Linked DNA regions of Homo sapiens: region 1 is linked to region 2. A link is a loop called in an ENCODE intact Hi-C map of the cell type or tissue named here. Cell type or tissue: IMR-90. All regions are shown on one strand. Links, peaks and the distances in the headings refer to the core of each region. The heading gives the core; the rest is flanking DNA.

What was found. Peaks named below come from ENCODE experiments on the same cell type or tissue, not always from the same donor. Only the 100,000 strongest peaks of a DNase experiment are listed, where the experiment ranks them.
Region 1: a loop joins it to region 2, with 2.8 times the contacts of the local background. A loop is called at or near these places in 5 of 110 quality-filtered maps.

Annotation. Positions count from the first base shown.
Region 1 is chr18:20,957,926-20,967,742 of GRCh38, forward strand. It overlaps ROCK1 (Rho associated coiled-coil containing protein kinase 1), which reads right to left. Exons shown (of 33, transcript NM_005406.3): 27 at 8,992-9,151; 28 at 2,211-2,281; 29 at 1,915-2,003. Among named protein-coding and RNA genes, the nearest start is that of ROCK1, 150 kb to the right of the region's middle. In IMR-90, for the core only: no CTCF peak of the experiment used is centred there; no DNase peak of the experiment used is centred there.
Region 2 is chr18:21,049,222-21,059,038 of GRCh38, forward strand. It overlaps ROCK1 (Rho associated coiled-coil containing protein kinase 1), which reads right to left. Exons shown (of 33, transcript NM_005406.3): 3 at 559-659; 4 at 1-8. Among named protein-coding and RNA genes, the nearest start is that of ROCK1, 58 kb to the right of the region's middle. In IMR-90, for the core only: no CTCF peak of the experiment used is centred there; a DNase peak (open chromatin) is centred at 4,050.

The sequences.
Region 1 (9,817 bases), core at 1,014-9,013, 91 kb before region 2:
GCATAACCACTGTGCCCAGCCACAAGTGAGTTTTCTAAAGAAATACGATTTTTTTAAATCTTGTATTGAGTGATTATATGAATGTTTACAACTGTAAAAAGTTACTGAAGAGAACACTTAAGATCTATGAACTTTATTGTGGGAAATTATACCTTAATAAAGAGAGGAAAGAAATCTCTCATCAATCTAAAAAGTATTTAACTTAGTTGAAAGATAGTATCTTTCATACTAGTGTTTATGTATTATTTCGCTTAAGCTGATAATTTAAATTTTGACAACTAAAGCTGTTTATTAAAAAAACAGAAAATAAAGAAAGAGTATTCTCTAGAACTTGCTTAATTCTTTTCACATTCTAACTATAACCAGCTCCACAAATACTTAATTCCAAAGGGATGATAATACTTTATTTTATATATATATTTCTTTTAAAAAGCAGTTACCAGACTTGACTTTGAATATATATTTTGTTGAATATGTTTTGCCTTTTCTCCTGCTAGTCGGTAAGGTCCTTAATGATGGAATTTACTCATCTTTATACATACTACATAATCTATGATAATATAAGCAGCAATAATTAAGAAAAGATTTTAGAATGAATATAAGAAAAAATACTATATTATAGGCCTCTTTGACCTATCATTACAAAAGAACAGATATATTTATATTTCCCCTTAATAATGACCAAAGAATCCTACACAGTTGTTCTTTTATATCCACAGGGAACTGATTCCAGGAACTCCAAAAATATCAAAGTCCAAGTATGCTCAAGGCTCTTATATAAAATGGTGTGGTATTTGCATATAACCTAGGCACATCCTCCTGTATGCTTTAAAATCATCTCTGTATTACTCATAAGACATAATACAGTATAAATGCGATGTAAACAGTTGTTATACTGTATTTTTTAAAGAAATTTCTATTATTAATAGTTATAAAATATATATATTATATATATAAATATATATATTTATTTATATATATATATTTTATATATTTTATATATATATTATATAAAAAATAATATATATATTTTATATAATATATATAATATATATATTTTATAAAAAATAATATATATATTTTATATAATATATATAATATATATATTTTATATAATATATAATATATATATTATATTTTATATTATATAATATATATATTTTATATAATATATATATTATATATATATTATATAATATATATATTATATATATTATATAAAATATATATATTATATATTATATAATATATATAATATTATATATAATATATATAATACATATAATATATATATTTTTTTTTTGAGACAGAGTTTCGCTCTTGTGGCCCAGGCTGGAGTGCAGTGGCGCAATCTAGGCTCACTGCAACCTCTGCCTCCCAGGTTCAAGTGATTCTCCTGCCTCAGCCTTCTGAGTAGCTGGGACTACAGGCGCCTGCCACCACGCCCAGCTAATTTTTGGATTTTTAGTAGAGATGGGGTTTCACCATGTTGGTCAGGCTGGTCTTGAATTCCTGACCTCAGGTGATCCACCTGCCTCGACCTCCCAAAGTGCTGGGGTTACAGGTGTGAGTCACCGCACCCGGCCCTCTTTCAAATATTTTCTATCCACAGTTGTGGATATGGAACCCACTGATACACAGCTGACTATACTTTTTGAAATGCTCTCTGAACTCAAACTACTAAACACTTGAACTAAAAAAGTTGTCTTCCAAATACATGAAATAAGTATATACATTTTTCCTTCTCACATTTTGCTGAAGATTTAATATAATGTCAACATTTATGCTTAAGAAAAACAGAAAAGTAGGTAACAGTGCTGAAGTAACACAAAATATAAAATAAATTTTAAGTCTAAAAATAATTATCAAAAGTTAGCTCTCAACCCCTTTAAAATTCAATCAAAGGCAACTTACTCTATGTCCAATACCATAGATGGATTGGATTGCTCCTTATCTTGTTCGTCATTATAGAACAAAATTTTTTTGCTGCTTACCACAACATACTGAAATAAGAAAAAGGGGGGAAGAGTTACAAGAGCAACATTAACTTGGTTTAAAGTGATAAGCATAATATTTGCCACTAATATCTAGATTATACTGTATTAATGTAAAATAAATGCTAGTAAAAAAAAGTAGCTAATATAAGTTCTATGCTCCAAAGTAAAATATAGAACAAAATACCAGTTAGAAAATAATTAGGTATATGGTACCTGTTTCTTCCAGCCATATCGTTTGATATTTCCTCTATTTGGTACTGAAAGCCAACCTTCAATTCTTGACTCTAGGAGAAAAAGAATATATGTATTAGTCAGTCTTAAATTGTAACAAAAGAAAAACTATTAAAAGTTGTCTGACAGCATGCAGCAACAAGCAATTGAACACAACTAAATGAATAAGTGCTATAATTTGCTCTTCCATGCTTCAATCACACAAATCAACTTTAATGGCCATACAAATATTGCAGAAAAAAATTCCAAGCCACTTTTCCCATACAATTTAACATTTAGTAATCAATTACAAAAGTATGAAGTAACAATACCCTTAAGAGCCAGGCAAGACTGGAATGGATTGCAGCTTAAATGGGATATGATGTAGAAGACTTTATCATTTAACATTCATATAAAAATAATCAGCAAAAAAAAAGAAAGAAAAAAATAATGCAGCAAGTGGAACAAATCAGAGCCATGATTTACACAAGAAAGAGCAAGCAAAAGTATAGAAGTGTCCTATTACTCACAGAAGACAAGAATAGAAGATAAATAAATAAGGAATGCAGGCAGAATCAACTAGATATAAAGAATAAGAGACAAGTATTTTATTTGTTTTCTCAGTACAATATTCTGATTAAGCTTTTTGGTAAAACAACTTCAATTTGAATTTGTAACTATTTCAATAAAATTGCCCAAATTTGGTTGAGGGGAGCACTTAACTCTAGTGCTAAGTTCAATTGCAATTCTACTCAAACTAAAGAGTTTTAAAGCCTCTTAAGTTTCTGATATCACAATTTGATCAACAGTAAAAACAACACAGAATCCATTTGGTCTACTGCCATTATTTCAACTAGTACGTGCATACCAGGAATTCCTTGACTATTTGATCAAGGCATTTTATAATAATTATTACTATTGTTTAAATATAACTAATGTCTACTAGAAATATCTGGGGGATAAAGACAACTCCATTAGAAATAGTTATTTTAGATCAGGTTGGAAATAAGAAAATCCATTCAATTTAACTATTTTCCGTATCTACCTTATATTTGAAACACAAAAGAATAGAAAAATAACCAATTTCAAAGTATGACACTAAAATATGAGATTATACTATCATTCAAATGGTAATCCTAAGGCAATATATTGTCCGCCTTCATATAATTTAAAAGCTATAAACTCAGTCTTACAGTAACAGTTAACAATAGGTAACATTTACTGATTTATTTATTCATAAATTTACTATTTGCCACATGCTTTATAATATCTCATATTTAACCTATGTATAAGTCCATGAATACAGGATATTATATTCCGAGGAATTCGGAAAAGGTTCTACTGTCATCTTTCACTTACAAAAGAAGAGACTAAGGCTTAGCAGGGTAAACGGACTTGGGCAAGGCAACTCTATCAGTATCTATCAAAGCTCTATGGTTTCAAACCCCGGCAGTCTAATTTCTGAGCTTATGTTTCTAGAGCACAACACTATTCTGTTCGCAAACAAGCTCTGCAGTTGACTGAATTGTGGGAAATATTTTTTTCCCCTACTCCCACCAGGTACGTAATGTCTCCACACCTTTGCTTGTGTTATTCCTCTTCATATAAATTGTTAAAATGGAGGAAATGGTGAGGTAACTTTAGTTCAAAATGATCCCTCTCTTCTCCCAACATTTTTCTTTTTCCTTTTTTTTTTTTTTTTTTTTTGACATGAAGTCTTGTTACGTTGTCCAGGCTGGCCTCAAACTCCTGAGCCTCAGCTTCCTAAGCAGTGGCATGTACCACAGCACCTGGCTTTAATTGCTGCAATTTAGTTCATGAAGTAATTATTTTGTTGCTTAGGTAGTTCCTTGGTAAGTTTTGTGAGAGCAAGGACCATATCTTAACACTTGATTTTATATATCCCATGGCAAATGACACAACGAGGTGGTACTTGACAGATATTTGTTGATTATTTTGTAATTCTGCATTTTTCTGAATTAGCCAATTAAAGTCATCCTTTGTAAATAGTGGTTCCAGTTTAAAAACCAAACAGGCAGTTTTATACTAAATAGCATGCAGAAGACTGTTGATCACATATTGATCATTCACCAATATTTTATCTTATAAAAGCAAAAAAGTTATTGCCAGAAATTTTCCCATTAGTGTGGTAGAAATTGCAGCTCTGGTTTTAAAGTGTAGTTTGGAAAACATTAAGATGAACATTAGTGAGAATGAAAAGGAGTCTTAATATCTGATAATACAAAGTTGTTTAGTATTAGTAATTCCTCACCAAAAACAAAGATATAAAAGCCTTTGAATTCTTGACATTTACACAAAATTTGTATGCCAAAATACCCTATACTTTCACATTATTTCTTTGTGACAATCAATGTCAAAAATATTTATGCTTTCTGGCTCTAGATGTGGGTTAACCTGCCAGTTTTAATATATCTTCAATAAGTTGTTATATGGTATGGCTTTATCTGTCATTTCAGTGTTCCTTAGAAATTTTATATATCAAGGGAATCTTATGAGTCAAATAAGCCAGAATTCTACATTTGCTCATATTTAAATTAAATGAAGAGGGTCAGGGAGAAAATAAATTAAATGAAGAAATCTGGAATGCAAATAAAGGTGTCAAGAATATGTGAAGGTTTTTGCCAATTTACAACAATGTCATGGGAGAAAATTTTAGTTTTTCCATCTGGTGAATTCCCTCAGAGAAGCAACTGAACTAAGCTCAATAATAACAGATAAAAAAATACATACTAGCTTCTCCTGCGTTTCCTTTCCTTACGCCTACCATAGTTGCAAGATAATATACTTACCAGTTTTTAAAATATATAAAGACCTCCTCTAAAATCGGGACCACCTGTAACTTAAGTGGTGATCTGGAGGTATAACGCTGTAAATTCCATCTTTTATATCACAAGCACAGAAAACAGCTTCTCCAGATAACTAAATGAAACTCCCACTGAGAGAACCTCTAAGTCTGGATTATCCTTAATAATATTCTACATATGTACAAAAACAACTTGGCTCTAAATTTTATACAATATATTTGTAGAACAATTTTAACTTATAAGAAGTTAGATGTATATTACTGCAATATCAGCGATTTCTTTACCCAAATAAGAGACAATCTAACTACATGTACATCAATACTCGATATAGCCAATTCAAACATCAGAGCTAACCTCTGAAGACTACCTAATTTATTTAGCTATACCACAAACATACTGCTTAAGAAACAGGGCTAAAGAACCATTTCAAAACACTTTAATTAAATTCAAAAGTGATATAAAAAAGAAAATTAATTAATACTCAACAAGTCAGATACACCAACTTCAAATCACTAGATTTGGGCAAGGTCAGAAACATTCATATATTCAAATATTGGGAAACACACCAAGAGATCCACCATTTTCAGGTTTAAGTTACATAACCTAAGGTCAAGCTGGATGGAAAAGGGTATGATACAAATAATCCATAAGAGATAATGAATATTACTGGAGTATCAATACCAAGTTTTCCTAATCCATCATCTATTTCTACATTCTCTTCAGATGTCTAGGTTAACAGTTCCAAAAGAAGGAAAGAGAAAGAATGAGGAAAAGAAACAGTTATCACATTAAAGTTTTTTGTCATCTAGGCAACAGGCACCCATAACCGTAAGGGTAATCTTTATGTTTGTATTGTGTGCTAGGTCACAACCTGCTACAGAACCAAAGAGAAGATAAAGACATAAAAGAATTAAGAGAATGAAGGTGACTTCAAGAACTTCAAAGAGTTATAAGTCAGAGAAGGAGTAACATTTTTTAAATAAAGTTTTTAGAATTGGGAATTTTAGAAGGGAGATTTAATATTTAAGCTAGTTAATAACAAAATGGCCACTAAGGATTCATAGAGGCTGCGTTCTAGATGTGCAAGATAATTAAATTATAATCTTTATACTGAATGATGAAATATAAGAGAAATAATAAAAGTTGCAGTGTCAGTTTATCCATCCAACTACTTAAAAAAAAACTGAAAAATGTGACCCATATTTCAAAAAGCCATCATTTTAACTTGGAGTAAACTTAATCTATTCAAAGCCCTCTCCTTTTTAGTACGTATATTCATTTACTTATTTTCTAAACTGAAGTAAAAATTAATCATTAGCCATTACCTTCAAGAAATTTTTTAGACACTTGAATGATATGTAACTATCTAATATTAAGAATGAATATCAACATTCTTTAACAATTCTTCCTAGATATGAATGCAAAACCTTAACTTTATTTGCCAGGGACCATTTTTGAGCATCTAGTAAATGGTGGATTTAATACAGATTTTCAATTTACTAGCAAAATATCTGACCCACAGAGAGGTAAATAATATTGACAAAGACTATCCATTAATTTCTACTTCCAATATGAAAGTCAAGGTTCAGCACTGTTGAGATTTTATAAAGTCTCAAAATTAAGAACACAGTAATAGGAAAAGAGGTATTAACTGGCCTCTTCTAGCAAGGGAGAATGGCTACCAGTACTCCCCGCCCCACTTGGTTTGGACTTTGATAACCTTAAAAACAAAATTCCTGAAAGTACACTAATATTCTAAGAAATATACTGAAAATGGAGCTAGTAGAAACATTTAAAAATCTCTTTGCTCAATAAGTCAATTTATTAGGTCAGGATTCTGAAACCTAAATGGATTCCCAGCCTAAGTCTGCCAATGAAGCCAGCTGATGGCACTATGAGCTTAGCCTTTCTGAATCAGCCACGATGGTGGGTAAAATTAATCACTTTCCTCATTAGCAGTCCCACCAGCTCACCTTTCAACTCAAATCTTCTAACTAGCATTCACCAATAATGTGTCCATTTCTGACATATTTAACCCAATACTAAGAACACTAAGGTGCATATAAGGCATTATAAATAGTTAAAGGGAAATGGGTGGAATAAAAATAAAATTGGTCAGGATTTCGAACTGACACTAAATAGAGCAAGGTCGGCCAGGCGGGTGGCTCATGCCTGTAATCTCAGCACTTTGGAAGGCCAAGGCAGGCAGATAGCTTGAGCTCAGGAGTTCAAAACCAGCCTGGGCAATATGGTGAAATCCCGTCTCTACAAAAAATTAAAAAAATTAGCCGGGTGTGGTGATGTGCACCTGTAGTCCCAGCTACTCAGGAGGTTGGGGCAGGAGGATCGCTTGAGCCCAGGAGGCAGGATCATGAACCAAGATCACGCCACTGCACTCTAGCCTGGGCAACAGAGTGAGACTGTTTCATACATACATACATACATATATACATACATACATACATACATACATACATACATACATATATACATAGAGTAAGAATGTATACATACATACATACATAGAGTAAGAATCCCTATACTAAATAACTCCAGAAGTATCTCAGGGTTAATGAAGTGGGAATCTAACCTACCAATTCAGTTCAACAATTGAAAGAATGTAGCCAAACACTTCTAAAAGTCATATTCTTAGTGATGATTAAGTCTAACTTTAGAAAGATGTTCAAACAATAACTAAAGCTACAGGTTCTTATTAAATTCAAAGTGATCCTACAATAATGAATCGTGTGTACCTGCAAGTTTCTCAAGAGGTAGGCAGTTTCAGAGAGCCAAAAATAGGTAAACAGAGGAGTTCCTTGACCACTAAAATAAGAAATATTTCTTCGCTGCCTTTCCATTCCCAGATACCTGATTTTGACCTAGCAAAGCCACACAAGAATGAGGCCAGGGATCACATAGCATACAGAGAGGAGCTGAATTCATTTCCCACTTTGAGTCCCACTTTCTTGACCAAGAAAGATACTATAAAATTTTCTGAGTGACTCCTCTAGTTCCTTATATCAAATTCACAATAACAAGTAATATCTGTTAAAACAGAATCCCAATATCAAACATGCTGCTTCATAAATATCTTCCTATTTATGTATTATTCAGAAAATACACTAATTAAAATCTATTTTCAAGTGTATTATCATGTATACAAAACTTCCAAGACTCTGAACTAAGACTCTGTGTATATGTAAATGCATGTTTTAATAATGATAACCTACTCATTTTATTTCTAAATTGAACTTATAGTATGTGTATTTCTCATCTCTGTAAAGTACATAAAGGTATTATAGTTTACATGACGATTAAACCAAGAATGAGGTTGTGTTTATTTTTAAATTGATTCTCCACTGGGAAAAAGAAGACACAGAAAAAAGTCTCAAATCTTAGCCACTCATTCCTGCCTTTATTTGACACCCCCGGCCTCTTACTGCACTGCCCAACCCATTTTATCTATTTCCCCAAACTTAAAACTTAGCAAAGTCTGACTGAAGTTGATCACTACTCCACTAGATAGGGTTCTATATGTAGCTGCTGTGGTTCTGATGATAAAGTACAGTTCTTAGTTTTAGCACAAGAATACATAAAATGTTAAAGAGCTATTACTCACAAAAATGTACAACTTTTAAAAAATAGTGAGATGTGTAGTAGCAGCTTTGACTCTCACTGTGGACTTAGGCTGCTCAAAATAGGTTCATAAACCTCTTATGGTTTTTATTCAGGTAAAGCTTCTTAGGTCTATTTAAATAGCCTAAGATTGCTTACAACTGCTCTACTCCACAAAATACACCAAGTGTATAATCATCATCAGGCCTTGGCTATCAGAAATAAGAATTCCTTCTTAGGAATCCATGGACAAAATGACAAGGAGGTAGAAAACCAAATGAAAGAAATATACACTAATTTCCATGACATTTATACATGTTTGAATGATACAGAATTATTCTTACCTGGGAGGTTACCATCAGTTTCATCAGCACTAGGAAAACTAGCAACACTTGTAGAATCCGAGAGGTCCAAAAGTTTAGCACGCAATTGCTCAATATCACTCTCTTTGCTGGCCAACTGCATCTGAAGCTCATTCCTATGTGCACATTCTTCTACCAATTGCTAATTTTGAAAAGTATCAAGATAATATAATCAAGCTAAAACAATTTCCAACATTACTAATTGAAATATGATAATTTAAATTGCTAATACTAAAAATGTACAGTAAACTTCATGAATGTTTGCTACCACAGATTTTGATACACTACAGAAATGTCAAGTTCTTTCTCAGTAATACAATGCTCGGACAAATTCCTTTTCTCCTTGCCTTAAAAAGAGTTTTTGTTTTTGTTTTCAAACATAAGCCATCAAAACAAAAAAGTTACAACAAAAGAAAATGCTTTTCTGGCTCCAAATGAAGTAGCTTTAAAGGTATAGAAAACTTCAGAAAACCATAACTGATGGAGCTAAAAAGCTTAGATCTAAGTGCCCGAGACCAGGTTCTCAATTTTGTTCTATTAACAAGCCAAGGGGTATCAAAAAATTAAGCTTGTTATTTTGATTTCAAAAAAGTGAGTCTTGACTAGAGAAAATAAATAAGCTACAATACTTCAAAACCTCTACCCCAATTATAGTTAATATTATAACAGCCATATCCCAATTTCAGTCTGAAACCAAACAGGCAGAACCCTTGATTGTTCCCAATCTAAACAAGATAAATAGATAACAAGTATATACAGAAATAATTTAAGAAAATAATCCTTCACACTCATATCCATACACACACAG
Region 2 (9,817 bases), core at 647-8,646:
TGCCTTACCTTTAAAATTGAAAAGGGAAAATAATGAACCTTTTGTTAACATTTAAAGCTCAAGGTTTCACAGAACAATTTACTAAGTGCTTTTAATACTTGCTAAATAATTTAGCCTTACTGTTTCAGTTATTTTTATTTCTTCTCTTCTGCCAAATTATTCCAAGTAGCTAATGTCAAGACTTTAATTATCAGAAGTAATGTTTTAAAAAAATTTTTATTTCCTATATTACAAGACACTTTCCCCCCTCCACACGGCTATGTAAGCTGCTTCCTGTTTATAAAGCTTACTGTTCTACAGCATTTTAGTCTAATATTAGGAGCAAAGATTTATCTTCTGATGCCTGACACTTCTTTTCTGCCACAGATACTTGGGGAAAACACTTCCCACTATGGCTAGATTTGACACTAGGCTTCCATACCCTCAGGCAACAATGTCTAAAGGAACTTAAAGCAACAATTCTATAAAAACAGTATTTTCCCAAATAATATGTTAAACACACAAGTGGATTATTTTAATTTAATAAAGTCCTTTTGTATTCTCATTAAAATAACCTACCAATTGAACTTCTCCAAATGCACCTCTACCAATCACCTTCACTACTTCATAATCTTCAGCTTTCATTCGTAAATCTCTGATTTTATTTATTGTGTCTTTATCTGTATGAAAAGAAAAGTTTATCATTTTAAATCACTAAAGCATTACAACTAGCACTACTTATTTTACATTCGAGTTCTTAAGAAACACAATGAAAAACAACAAACTTCATGAAGAATTATTTGAAAATATGGTGAAACTTGAAGCTATAAAGTAGCTAAATGTTCAATTTGCTAAGATTTTTTAAAGTAAATTCCAGAATAACTTCATTACAACTACTAAAGGTTTTTATTAATCAAAATTTGACTTAACAGAATGTTTTAAAAACAAATATTACACTACAAACAAAAGCTGAAAATAATTAGCTAATTAGTTCCTGGTATTTTAAGTACACATCAAATCTGAATTTAGGAAACATGAGTAGATATTTTAGATTAATACTGGAATAAATTTTTCTTTTTATAAGGTCAGTTTTAGTGATCCTTTAAAAAAAGATGTAATTTAAGATATCAAAGGCAAACACACTAAAAAAAAAAAAAACAGTAAATTTTCCAACTGGTAATCTTTAATACTTATAGCATTACATTTCTCTATTTGAACCTAGATTTTAACTTGAAACACACAGTGAAAATCACTGCAATTATTTATATAAACTTGTCATACTACAAACTACAATAATTCACAAATCCCCACTGGATAGATATTCTAATTCCTAATTTGGTCATAGATTAAAATAGGGCTATTTTAATCCACATGGGTCAACACTGGCATGAGATTACATGGAAAAGCTTCACATTTCAGAGTTGTACAAAATACACAGCAGCTATTAAACTTCAGTTCCAGTTCCTAATAAGAGCTGTATTAATATTCTTGTTTTCCTTTTCAAATGCATTTAAACTCAAGTGTTTGTGTACTTTATGACCAATAAATACATGTAACAGAGAGCAAATTTCTACAAAGTTATAAGTACCTTTAATTTTAGGTTACATATCCACTGCAAGATGCACCAGAAAGATGAACAATAATCAATTAATTCGCTGCACAAATATTTCTATCTACCATACATCAGGCTGTACAGCACTGGAGATAAATAAACATAACTTTAAAATGTAGTTCCTATTCTTTAAGAGTTCAAACTCTAGCAAATAAAACAGAAACAATGAAAAAAAGAATTCAAAAAATGTAATAAGGAAGATAAACAGTTTTTTGAGTACTAAGGAGGACACCTAACTAAAGCCTGCTGGGTGAGAGATAGCTAGGAAGACTTTCTGTAAATGATGGTACCTGAAAAAAGTCTAAACTGAATAGTAGCGGTTAGCTAGATGATAGAGAATGAAAGAAAGAACAGGCCAGGTGTGGTGGCTCATGCCTGTAATCCCAAAACTTTGGGAAGCTGAGGCAAGCGGAATGTATGAGTCCAGGAGTTCAAGACCAGCCTGGGAAACATGATGAAACCCTGTCTCTACAAAAAATATTTTTTTAAAAATTAGCTGGGTGCAGTGGCAGTTTCCTGTAGTCCCAGCTACTCAGGAGGCTGAGGTGGGAGGATCACCTAAGCCCAGGACGTGAAGGTTGCAGTGAGCCAAGATCACACCAGTGCACTCCAGTCTGGGCGACAGAGCGAAACTCTGTCTCAAAAAAAGGAAAGAACAAGTGAACAATATAAGCAGACAAGCAATGTAAACCAAGCACAGAGGAACTGTATCTAAGTTCTATGTTGCTGGAGTATCAAGTTTGTAGTAAGGACTGACAGAAGAGGCTGGAGAGCCCCAGGTAAGTTCAGGAGCTTGAACTTTACCTATCAGCCAGTAGTTACAGTAATAAAACTAATATTTAAGTACCGAAAACCGTTTTCACATTAAAGTTTAAAGTAGCTCTCTACATGAAATAGATCAAAGAAACTGCTCTGTTCTAAATGAGGTTAAAGGTGTCAGAGAAGAGACAGAGCCTCATCTACTTCAGGCTCTTCCATAATACAGTCCCTGAGGAATGCTCTGGAATCTGCTGGGAACTGAGAAGCACCACTACTATGGGCAGGAAGCCATGAAAAGGAATTATGATGGATAAAACAACATAGTCAAACTTACATTTCAGGAAAACTACTCTAGGAAATACGTAGAAGATGAGTTCAATAAAGTCAAGACAGGAGGTGGGGAGAATTTTAAGAGTATTGTAATACCCCAGATGAGAGAGAAAGTTCTGAACCTGGATAATATAATAGCCTGTTACGTTGAAAAAAAGATTCTTGGCTCTAGCTATGAGCTAGAATAGGCTGTAGAGTCTTGACAAAGACCGCAGACAAGTCATTTGAAATCTAAAAGATCTTTCTATGTTCTACTGCCTTGGATTCTAGCTTGTTCTAATACAGGTTTACGTGCTAACAAGTGTAAATGCCTCTGTTGGATGGCTTTCAATCAAACTCAGAGATTCTATGGTTCTACTTTTCCTAGTTCATCTCACCAAGGGTCCAACCTAGAACTAATAAAGAACTTAATGGTAAAATTCTAAGCATTGGACTTTAGTTTCCCAAACACTCAGGACTATGTATTCACACCTACCCAAATCTCAGGATCTTAAACGAAGCCTATTTATTGTAAAGTAGTCATGTAAGAAACCCACTCTTGGTCTAGGGGTACTATATAGCCTGAACTTTGTAGGCTTATGGCTCCATTGAGACAGAAAACAATGCATGCACTAGAACAGGGATTCCCAACCCCTGAGCCGTGGACCTGTACCGGTTCATGGCCTATTAGGAACTGGGCCACACAGCATGAGGTGAGCAGTGGGTAGGCAAGCATTACCATCTGAGCTCCACCTCCTGTCAGATCAGCAGCGGCATTAGATTCTCACAGGGGCACAAACCCTATTGTGAACTGCACATGCGAGGGATCCAGGTTGCACATTCCTTATGAGAATCTTTTTTTAATGCCTGATGATCTGAGGTGGAATAGTTTCATAAAACCATCCCGTCTGCCACCCCCCAACCCCCATCCTGTCCATAGAAACACTGTCTTCCACAAAACTGGTCCCTGGTGCCAAAAAGTTTGGGGACTGCTGCTCTAAAGAAAAATAATAAGTACATAAATAAATATGTAACTTAATTTCACATTGTGATACATATTCTAAAGAAAATAAGACCAAGCTTTCCCAAGTCTGTAAGGGGAGACTATATACACAGGCTAATTCTTCAGTCACTTCAAACTCTGCACTGATTCCTCAAATAAACAAGAGTCAAGGAAAACAACTCAAAATTGGTTATTTTTTAATTGACTATTGATGCCACTCCCAATACCCCCAATTCTTTGAGCAGCTATTCTTGCCCAAAGGCTAACAGTCTTAGGCAAGTTTTTCTCTCTGTACACATTTGTTTGGCTGCTGCAATCACACACCATCAGTGAACAGCTTTCTCTGCTAGGCTAGTGAATAAACCACTCATACACTTACATAACATTGCAGCCTCTTTTTTTTTTTTGGTCAAGCCTGCATGAACATTTTTCTTTATGAAGAAATTTTACTGGGATGAGATACTCTGTTTTAAATTTTCTATTTTTTCTCACTGTTGCTGTCCTATGAGTCAGGAAGATCATAGTGAGTGCTTAGTCTGGGAATGTCCAAAGTACACTGTATTCCTTTAGCACAGCTATACTGTCATTGCATAATTTAAAAAAATGCTTTGCCACCTAACTTGATAAAAATAATCCATTCTCCATTATGCTTCAAAAAGGACAACATTTGGGCTGGGCATGATGGCTCACACCTGTAATCCCAGTGCTTTGGGACACAGAGGCAGGAGGATTGCTCAAGGCCAGGAGTTTGAAACCAGCCTGGACAACATACCAAGACTTGTCTTTACAAAAAATTTAAAAATTAGCCAGGCCCATGGTGGCATGCACTTGTAGTCCCAGCTACTTGGGAGGCTGAGGCAGAAGGACTGCTTGAGCCTAGGAGTTCAAGGCTGCAGTGAGCTATGAATGTGCCACTGCACTCCTGCCTGTGTGACAGTCTTTTAGGGGAGGGAAAAAAAAAGACAACATTTCAAGTATACTCTTCTCTTCTTGCTTTGACACATGCGTATGTACTGGTAATAGAAAACAAATAAAATGTTGTGATATGGTGATACATATAGCACTCAAAACTGTCAAGCTGTAACAGCATCACTGTGATTTCTACTGTGCTGAGCAGCAGTGTGAAGCAAGGAGAGCATCACATATGGTCGCTGTTGTAGCTACTCAGCTTAGGTGTTGTAGAACAAAAGCAGCTATACACAATACATTTTTTAAAGTGTAGCAACGTCCCAAGAAAACTTTATTTATGGACACTGAAATCTGAATTTCCTATTATTTCACATTCATGATATTGTTTCATTATTTCACCATCATGATCATGATGGGCTTTAAAAACCATCTACATATCAACTTCCAAATTTTTATCTCTAGTCTAGTCTCTCTTAAACTTCAAACTTATATATGCAATTGTATATTCTTTAATTATATATTCTTTTGACTTTTTTTTCAATCATGAAAAAATACAAAAAACATGCTTAGTTCATGAGCCACAGTGGTGGGTGAGATTTGGCCTGTGGGCTGTAGTTCACCAACTCCTGCTCTAATAAAACCCAGTGGCCTTCTGAGGGCACTGCTTCCCCACAGCTCTCAAGTGGGGACCTTTACTTTTCCACATGCCTTAGACAACCGACCCTGAAAGTGGGAGATCCCCCACATCCCCACCCCTAAATCTGCTAGCTTTGATTTTCATTATATTAGGTTGTATTTCCCACCTCTCATTGTTGCTGTAATCTACTGACTCTCAGAGGTCACCACGTCTCATCGCTAGACAGTTTTACTTCCTGATTTACTGAACTTCTCTCCAATATTCTCCTGTTTTAATTCTTAATAACTTTAATATACCCACAGATAATACTTACAGTACCTTGGCCTCTCAACACCTATACTTCTCTCCTTCAATGATCTTGTCCTCTACCTTACCTTGGTCACTCATTTCCATGGTCATATACTAGACCTTGTCATTACTCATAATTATAATCTTCCAACAATTTCAATTAGAAAACTTACACTCTCTAAGCACTCTCTTATAGCTTTCCTGCTTAGTTCCTCTAGCATCTTAACTCCAACAACCCCAACCCCACCAGGACCTCCAATCCATTGATTCTACTACACTCATACTTTCCCTCGTTGCACTGATAGCCTCTTTTTCCTACCTAGCCAGCTTAAATTACATGGTCAATTATTATAATCACTCCCTTGCATATACCTTTAATGTCATGAGCTCTCTTCTGCCTCACTTTACTTAGTTTGGCAAAACGACAATCCTATTATAGTTAAATCCAACTCTCCAACTACTCTATGTCAGCACCCATGCAGTTGAATATGTCTCAATAAATACATAAAATCACAATGACTGATCCTATTTTAAAATTCATAATCACAAACATCAAGCTGGCCCTTAGTTCTACTTGGCAATCCTAAATTTCTAGTCACTCTCCCACTCTCCTAGAGACGTATTTCAAGTTTTCTTCTTTCTTCACACACACCTCCCACAGCTCTCCCACTGATCCTCGTTCACAGCTAATGATCTTGTTTGGCTACTACCCTGAAACGAACGAAACAATCAGAAGAAAACTACCACTGACTTACCACCACTTACACACTTAACTATCAGCATGTACAAGCATATATTTTGTCTTTTCATATTTTACTATGGGAGACTACTTCTATCTTAACTTAAACCCTCCACTCATGCACTAGATGTCATCCTTTTTCATTACTGTAGTTCAAGGACATTGCTCAAGCAATTCTCCCCTTTCTCCTCTATTACTAAGCTTTACCCCTCCTAACCGGATCCCACCATGCTGTTTTCTCTCCCATCTTAGGGAAACAAAAAAAAACTCTTGATCTCATTTCTCTCAGCAGCTACTGTCCCATTACTCAACTCCCCACTGCAGCAAAATTTCTCAAAAGTTGTCTATAATTTCTGTGACTAAATCTTTCCTACTATTTGCTCTAAAATCCACTTCAGGTCGGCTCTTACCTTTCTTTCAAAACTACTTGTCAAAGTCACAAATGAGCATCATGTTGCTAAATCCAATGACCAATTCTCAGCCCTCATCTTGATATATCAGTGGCTTTAACACTTCAATCACTCTCTCCTGATACACTTTCTTTACTTGACTTTCAGGACACAACATTCTTCCAACAATACTGAAGATTTTACTTTTCAACCTTAGTAGTTTTCAGTTGCCTTGGCTGGTTCCTCCCCTTCTCTCAGATTTCTTAACACTGGAGCATTCCAAGGCTCAGCCCTCAATGGTGACTTCTTCTCTATCTACACTCACTTCTCTGGTGGGCTTTAAAAACCATCTACATATCAACTTCCAAATTTTTATCTCTAGTCTACATGTCTCTCTTAAACTTCAAACTTATCTATTCAATTACTTTCAAAATATATCCTCTTTTGAAAAACATCTCAAATTTAATGTGCCAAAAACTGAAGAAATATTCTCACCCAAAACTTATACCTATGTGTCCCACACTTTGGCCGATGGCTCAATTTTGCTCAGGACAAAAACCTAGGGGGCATTCTTGACTCCTTTTTTTCTTACACTCCACATCCTATCTTTCAGGAAAATATGTTGGCTCTCTCTTTGAAATATATCTGTAATCTGATAGCTTCTCACCCTCTACATTGCTACCATGCTAGACCAAGTCACCATCATCTCTTCCTTGGATTACTGTGATAGACTCTTAACTGATTGCCCTGTGTCTATTCTCAACATAGGGTGATGTTCTTAAAACACAAGTCAGATCATGTCACTTCTCTGCTCAAAAGTCTCTAATGTCTTGCCATCTCACCCAGAGCAAAAGCCCAAGATTTTACAATGGCCTACAAGACTCTACATGACCTAGCCTCCCCATTTCCTTACCTCTATGATATCATCCTACAATTCTCCCCCTTGCCTAATCCTCTCCAGCCACACTGGCTTCCTTGATGTTCTTCAAACAGGCCAGGTACACTCTCCTCCCTTCAGGCCTTTGCACTAGCTGCTCCTCTGTATGCCACTCTCTTCCCTCAGACATCCACATGGCTAACTCCCTCAACTACTTCAACTCTTTTTTCAAATGTCACCTTTTAACAAGGCCTACCCTGGCCACCTTACCTAAAACAGCAAACTTCTCAGAACTTCCGATCCTTCTTAAACTGTTGTATCTTTTCCTATGGCAGATTTTGACCTCTTTGTTATTCACAAAATTAGTTTTATGCAAAATAATATTTGCAAAATCACAAATCTGGTAAGTCTTCCTTCATTCTAAAACCTCCAAATAGGATGTTGTGACCATCTAGACTCTTTTAGCAATTTCTGATTGTCAACTATATTGAGTCAGGTGATGCTGGCAGAAAGCTAAGATTCAGAGAAGTGAAATACTACTATGCAACATATTCAGCAAGAAATAAAATGAGCAAATTGAGTCATAAATAGGAACCACAGTCTTGACAACCACTAACTAGCTAATCATTAGAGCTAGTCGTTTAGAGTTAATCTTTCTCCAAATGATCACAAGTTAGCAAAAGGGCCAGTGCAAAAAGGCTAACTTACAGCTTCTGGGTTACCAAAAATTCAAAAGCATTTCAATCATATATAAACTCTTCAATCTAATTTTCAAGAAAGCAAATGGATGATTTTTCCTAATACTGTTTTAAAAATTGGCCAGGCGCTGTGACTCACGCCTATAATCCCAGCACTTCAGGAGGCCAAGGCAGGCGGATTGCTTGAGGTCAGGAGTTCAAGACCAGCCTGGCCAACATGGCAAAACCCCGTCTCTACTAAAAACACAAAAATTAGCCGGCACGGTGGTGGGCGCCTGTAATCCCAGCTAATCAGGAGGCTGAGGCATAAGAATCACTTGAACTCAAGAGGTGGAGGTTGCAGTAAGCCGAGTTTGGGCCACTGCACTCCAGCCTGGGTGACTGACCGAGACTCTGTATCAAGAAAAAAATTAAATTAAATTAAAAATAAATAAAAATCAACTTTATACCCAGTAAATTTTACTTCTAGGAATTTATCCTAAGGAAATGAGATACAATGTGGGACCAAGATATCTACAATAAAGTAGTTTTTACAATTTTAAAGAGCAAATAATTTCATATACATAGAGTATTAGGTAACATTTAAAATTGTGTTGAATATTTAATTACATAGAATTATGTTCAGCATATAATGTTGTGCAAAGAAATAGAACAAACTGTATACAGTATATGAACTTGATTTTCTAAAAACATAATTATATACTGATACACAGATATGGATTTTTTTAAAGGCCAGAAGAAAATATGCCAAAACAATAACTGCAGTCATCTCTGAGTTTGGTGAGACTACAGATTATTCTGCCACATTTTCTATATATTTTAAGTTTTTTATAATGACCCTTTGTTGCTTTTCTAATGAAAAAAACAAAAGATGTATTTTGCCTACCCTAAGATCCTAGATTATAAAACGTACCATTACTTTATGTACCACTAGAGATTCTAAGATACATTCTAATTTCAAAAATGTTCAAAGTTTTTTTAAATGTCACAATAGGTAAAATATCATAATAAACATTATGTACCTTGTACTGTTTGACCAGAATACTGCTACTCTGCCTAAAAAAGCCCAGTATACATTGCATACTTTTAGAGTAGTGAAAGCAGCCCTAAAAAGCTCAAAAATTAAACTTATTTGAAAAATTCACAAGAATGTTATATTCAATTCCATAAAAATCTGATTTTTCTTTTCTTTTTCCTTGAGACAGGGTCTCACGCTGTCATGCAATCTCAGCTCACTGCAACCTCCACCTCGGAGTTCAAGCGATTCTCCCACCGCAGCCTCCCAAGTAGCCGGGACTATAGGCACACAACACCATGCACAACTAATTTTTGTATTTTTGCAGAGACACAGTTTTGCCATGTTGCCCAGGCCGATCTCGAACTCCTGGGCTCAAGTGATCTACCTGCCTCGGCCTCCGAAAGTGCTGAGATTACAGATGTGAGCCACTGCAACCAGCACTGTTTTAATTAAGAAAATTATTTCATGTCCAAATGTTCAAATAAAATCACACTCTAGGAAGATGTGCTACATTTTGACTGCATAGGCACATAGGCACGCATCCACCCACCCACATACACACAGAGTAATCCAGTTTGATAAACAGATCAACAAAAAATA